2 separate regions of the Homo sapiens genome follow, and region 1 is linked to region 2. The links are chromatin loops, found by intact Hi-C in ENCODE. Cell type or tissue: K562. All regions are shown on one strand. Each heading gives the region's core, and the rest is flanking DNA. Links, peaks and the distances in the headings are about the cores only.

Region 1 (2,913 bases), core at 229-2,728, 260 kb before region 2:
GGGCGGATCAGGAGGTCAGGAGATCGAGACCATCTTGGCCAATACGGTGAAACCCTGTCTCTACTAAAAATACAAAAAAATTAGCCGGGCATGGTGGCGGGCGCCTGTAGTCCCAGCTACTCGGGAGGCTGAGGCAGGAGAATGGCGTGAACCCGGGAGGTGGAGCTTGCAGTGAGCCGAGATAGCGCCACTGCACTCCAGCCTGGGCGACAGAGCAAGACTCTGTCTCAAAAATAAAAAATAAAAAAAAATAAATAAAAAAATTGCCAGGCGCGGTGGCGGACACCTGTAGTCCCAGCTACTAGAGAGGCTGAGGCAGGAGAATGGCATGACCCTGGGAGGCGGAGCTTGCAGTGAGCTGAGATCACACCACTGCACTCCAGCCTGGGCAACAGAGTGAGACTCCATCTCAAAAACAAAAACAACCTCACCTGGACAATTTTCTATTTCTTTTTTTTTGAGAGTCTCACTCTGTTGCCCAGGCTGGAGTGTACTGGTGTGATCTCGGCTCATTGCACTCTCCAGCTCCAGGATTCAAGCGATTCTCCTGCTTCAGTCTCCCGAGTAGCTGGGATTATGGGTGCCCGCCATCATGCATGGCTAATTTTTGCATTTTTAGTAGAGATGGGGTTTTACCATGTTGGCCAGGCTGGTCTCAAATTCCTGACCTCAGGTGATCTGCCTGCCTCAGCCTCCCAAAGTGATGGGATTAAAGGTGTGAGCCACTGTGCCCAGCCTTACACATCTATTTCTTTTTCTTTTTCTTTTTGAGATGGTGTTTCGCTCTTGTTGCCCAGGCTGGAGTGCAGTGGCATGATTTTGGCTCAATGCAACCTCCGCCTCCCCGGTTCAAGCAATTCTCCTGTCTCAGCCTCCCAAGTAGCTGGGATTACAGGCGCATGCCACCACACCCAGCTAATTTTTTGTATTTTTAGTAGAGACGGGGTTTTGCCATGTTGGGCAGGCTGGTCTTGAACTCATGACCTCGTGATCCGCCCGCCTCGGCATCCCAAAGTGCTAGGATTACAGGTGTGAGCCACCACACCCAGCTGACAAATCTATTTCTTGATCTGAATGTGTGTTCAATTTGTGAAAATTCATCAAGCTTTTCCCTTGTTCATTATACTTCAATAAAGAATCTTTGGAAACTGGGGAGAAAATCTTTGGAATTAATTTTCCCCAAATTGCAAAACAGTACATACCAAATATTCCCACTTTTGCTTGAAAAATACACACACACAAATATCTACATGTATTTGCATGCAAACAGAGAAGAATCCTGAAGAGTTCTACACCAAACCATTAAGAGTTGTTCCCTCTGAGAAATGAGTGTGGAAAAGAGGATTTTCATTTTCTGAACACTTTTGTATTCTGTATTGTTTGAATACTTTGGCCACAATGATGCATTACTTTTACCATTTTACTATAAATTCCAGTTTGCACCAAAAGCAATTCAATCAAGCTATGTTCAGCCTCAGAGACATGAGAGCCCACAGTCAGTCTGTCAGAAAGGGCTTGTCTTTCCCAGAAAGATCAAACGGCCAGGATGGAGAAGGGCAAAAACTGGTACCTACCGGGAATGGTCTTGCTGTCTCCCAGGCTCTGAATTTTCCTGTCCAGGATGCGACGCCCTCTGCTGAGAGTCTTGAGAAACTGCACCTCTTCTTCATTAATGATGTCCTTCACCATGTCTGGGTCCTTCTTCAGCTCAGGAAATGCATCTCCCTGACAAAGGGGAAGCAAGATGAGGGGCTGGATGAAGCCAGAGACTGTTCCCTGCCCCGTCTTAAAAAAGCTCCTTAGCTGGGTGCAGTGGCTCACGCCTGTAATCCTACCACTTTGGGAAGCCGAGGCAGGTGGATTGCCTGAGCTCAGGAGTTCAAGACCAGCCTGGGCAACACGGTGAAACCCTGTCTCTACTAAAACAGAAAAGATTAGCCAGGCTTGGCGGTGTGCACCTGTAATCCCAGCTATTCGGAAGGCTGAGACAGGAGAATCGCTTGAACCCAGGAGACAGAGGTTGCAGTGAGCCAAGATCACTCTATTGCACTCCAGCGTGGGTGACAGAGTGAGACTCCGTCTCAAAAAACAGCAACAAAAAGCTGCTTAACAGTATGCCCTCTCCCACTCCATCCCTCTTAACGGACTGCTTTAGCACAGAAGGGTAAGCAGAGAAATAAACCTACCAGGGACTGGACGACAACATCCACTAACGTAGCAAAGAAGCCCCTGCTGGCATTGAGCTTTTCATGGGCGTATCGGACAGCTCGGCGGAGAATCCGTCTCAACACATATCTGTAAGAGGCAAAAACTAGTCCCCAACGTTCCCAGCTGAGGGTTTTGTCTTGAGTCCCTTGGAATCCTACCCAAAGCAACACCTCTTTCAGGAACTTTCTTTTATCCTAAGCCTGCTTCTTTCGCATTCCCCAAGGTCATTAATTTTAGCACAAGACTCAGTAACATACCCACAAATACCCGTCAAGGCTTCCCTAGGGTAAACGCTGGTTTGTTTTCCTTTCACATTCAGTTACCCATAGAGGGAGGAAAGATGGACAGACCAGATGTGTACTTGATGCCTGTGATCCCAGGTCCTGCCTGTCAGTAAGAGAGATTCCCAGGGCTGGTCAATACCTACCCTCACCCTGCCCCTGCCAATCTCCTATCAGGCAACTTTGAATACAATCCTTATCATCTGTACTCAGCAGCAGAGATTTAATATAGTGGCAACTCTGTGACACTAGCTGAAACTCCCTTCATCCCTTAAAAAAGGGGTGGGGGATTCTTCCACCTGCCCAAGACAAGGAAACAATAACGAAAGATGGCTTTAAGTTTCATAAAGAGGCCGGGCATGGTGGCTCACACCTGTAATCCCATCACTTTGGGAGGTCGTAGCAGGTGGATCATCTGAGGTCA
Region 2 (2,913 bases), core at 104-2,603:
CACCTGGCTAATTTTTGTATTTTTAGTAGAGATGGGATCCCACCATGTTGGCCAGGCTGGTTTCAAACTCCTGACCTCAAGTGATCTGCCTGCCTCAGCCTCCCAAAGTGCTGGGATAACAGGTGTGAGCCACTGTGCGTGGCCTTTTTTTTTTTTTTTTTTTTTTTTAGAGACGATATCTTGCTGCGTTTCCCAGGATGGAGTGCAATGGCAGGATTATAACCCACTACATTCTCTGAACTCCTGGGTTCAAACTGTCCTCCCACGTAGCTGGGACTAGAGGCACAGGCCATCACACCTGACTAATTTTTTTTTGAGACGGAGTTTTGCTCTGTTGCCCAGGCCGGAGTGCAGTGGCACAGTCTTGGCTCACAGCAACCTCTACCTCCTGGGTTCAAGCGATTCTCCTGCCTTAGCCTCCCGAGTAGCTGGGATTACAGGCATGTGCCACCACGCCTGGCTAATTTTTGTATTTTTAGTAGAGACGGGGTTTCACCATGGTGGCCAGGCTGGGTTCTGGTTGTTTATGATCTTTATTTTTTGGTGATCTAGGAACCAAACAACAAGAAATTGTTGTTTCCCGTGGGAAGATCTTGGAGCTGCTTCGCCCAGACCCCAACACTGGCAAAGTACATACCCTACTCACTGTGGAAGTATTCGGTGTTATCCGGTCACTCATGGCCTTTAGGCTGACAGGTGGCACCAAAGACTACATTGTAGTTGGCAGTGACTCTGGTCGAATTGTTATTTTGGAATACCAGCCATCTAAGAATATGTTTGAGAAGATTCACCAAGAAACCTTTGGCAAGAGTGGATGCCGTCGCATCGTTCCTGGCCAGTTCTTAGCTGTGGATCCCAAAGGGCGAGCCGTTATGATTAGTAAGTGATTTACTCTACTTGCTGTATATGCCTAGTTTAGGATAACAATGCTGTGCTCTTGGTGGTGTGCCAGTGCCAATTAATTACTTATGTGGGTTTGGCATCATGTTTGGATTTACTCTAGGTTTAAAGTTGCATTTCCTTTTTAAAAGAGTTGCATTTTCTTTTAAAACAATGGGAAAAATCTTAACACACCTTTCTACTTCCCATCTAGTTGGAAATGGGTGTTTTTCAATTTCTTTTTCTTTGGCAAAAAGACTACAATGAAATGATCTTATGTTATTAGACAGTGAATATCGTTGCTTTCATCAGCCTGAAGTGATGATTCACATTCATGTCTCTTCTCTGATAAATTCTTGAAGAAAATTTTTGTGTGTCTGATCAGGCCTCTAGAGGGCAGTCATAAATCGTTAGATCTATTTCAGAGAATAAGGCTAATGATAATTTTATGAATTACTGTTTTTCAGTATCCTTAAATGTAGGACTCATTAAAAAATTTTGACTAGTTAGTGGGATATTTAAGACCTGTATTAGGAAGAAGGGGGCCACAATGATGCCATTGTCTTTAAAAAAATTTATTTATTTATTTTTAAGAGATGGGGGTCTCAGCCGGGCACGGTGGCTATTTATCTTTAAAAGAGATGGGGTCTCAGCCAGGTGCGGTGGCTCACACCTGTAATCCCAGCACTTTGGGAGGCCAAGGTGGGAGGATCACTTGAGGTCAGGAGTTTGAGACCAGCCTGGCCAACATGGTGAAACCCAGTCTCTACCAAAAATACAAAAAATTAGCTGGGTGTGGTGGTGGGTGCCTGTAATCCCAGCTACTTGGGGCAGGAGAATCGCTTGAACCCGGGAGGCAAAGGTTGCAGTGAGCCGAGATAGCGCTACTGCACTCCAGCCCGGACGACAGAGTGAGACTGCATCTCAAAAATAAATAAATAAATAAATAAATAAATAAATAAATAAATAAATAAGAGAGAGATGGGGATCTCACAATGCTGCCCAGGATGGTCTTGAATTCCTGGGCTCAAGCAATCCTTCCTTCTGTCTTGGCCTCCCAAAGTGCTGGGATTACAGACTTGAGCCACTGTGCCCAGCTCCACTATTGTCTATTCTTTTTTTTTTTTTTTTTCAAATGAGGCAGAGTTTCGCACTTGTTGCCCAGGCTGGAGTGCAGTGGTGCGATCTCAGCTCACTGCAACCTTTGCGTCTCAGGTTCAAGCAATTCTCCTGCCCCAGCCTCCCAAGTAGCTGGGATTAGAGGCATGCACCACCACACCTAGCTAATTTTTTGTATTTAGTAGAGACAAGGTTTTACTGTGTTAGTCAGGCTGGTCTTGAACTCCTGACCTCAGGTGATCCACCCACCTCAGCCTCCCAAAGTGCTATTCTGATGATAGAAAACAGAATCCTGAGTTTTTATACTTGTAGAGTTACTGCTGTTAATAATGATTAAAAGAAAAGCATGATGTGACTCTAGCTGTTCTATAAGTCTCTCTTCTCATTATCTGGGAATCTTGTATGTTTTATCTCCTTCAACTACAGGTGCCATTGAGAAACAGAAATTGGTGTATATTTTGAACAGAGATGCTGCAGCCCGACTTACCATTTCATCTCCCCTGGAAGCCCACAAAGCAAACACTTTAGTGTATCATGTAGTTGGAGTAGATGTCGGATTTGAAAATCCAATGTTTGCTTGTCTGGAAATGGATTATGAGGTAATGGGGACCCTGTCTCTTTGCGTTTCTTTCAGTCACCTCAGTGTTTTTTTTTAAGATTGTTTTCCGGCCGGGCGTGGTGGCTCACGCCTGTAATCCCAGCACTTTGGGAGGCAAGGCTGGCGGATCATGAGGTCAGGAGATCGAGACCATTCTGGCTAACACAGTGAAACCCCATCTCTACTAAAAATACAAAAAGAAAATAGCCGGGCATCGTGGCGGGCGCCTGTGGTCCAGCTACTCGGGAAGCTGAGGCAGGAGAATGGCGTGAACCCGGGAGGTGGAGCTTGCAGTGAGCCGAGATCTCGCCACTGCA

The links. A loop is a pair of places that touch in the nucleus more often than their neighbours do. Peaks named below come from ENCODE experiments on the same cell type or tissue, not always from the same donor. Only the 100,000 strongest peaks of a DNase experiment are listed, where the experiment ranks them.
Region 1: it touches region 2 in a loop (4-fold over the local background); 11 of 110 quality-filtered maps call a loop at or near these places.

What each region holds. Positions count from the first base shown.
Region 1 is chr16:70,266,085-70,268,997 of GRCh38, forward strand. It overlaps AARS1 (alanyl-tRNA synthetase 1), which reads right to left. Exons shown (of 21, transcript NM_001605.3): 8 at 2,187-2,295; 9 at 1,575-1,725. Among named protein-coding and RNA genes, the nearest start is that of EXOSC6, 16 kb to the left of the region's middle. In K562, for the core only: a CTCF peak has its summit at 1,640 (motif pointing left); a DNase peak (open chromatin) is centred at 1,637.
Region 2 is chr16:70,528,321-70,531,233 of GRCh38, forward strand. SF3B3 (splicing factor 3b subunit 3) reads left to right here. Exons shown (of 26, transcript NM_012426.5): 3 at 553-879; 4 at 2,425-2,597. It overlaps SNORD111B (small nucleolar RNA, C/D box 111B), which reads left to right and starts at 1,179; the gene lies at 1,179-1,279. In K562, for the core only: a CTCF peak has its summit at 1,259 (motif pointing right); no DNase peak of the experiment used is centred there.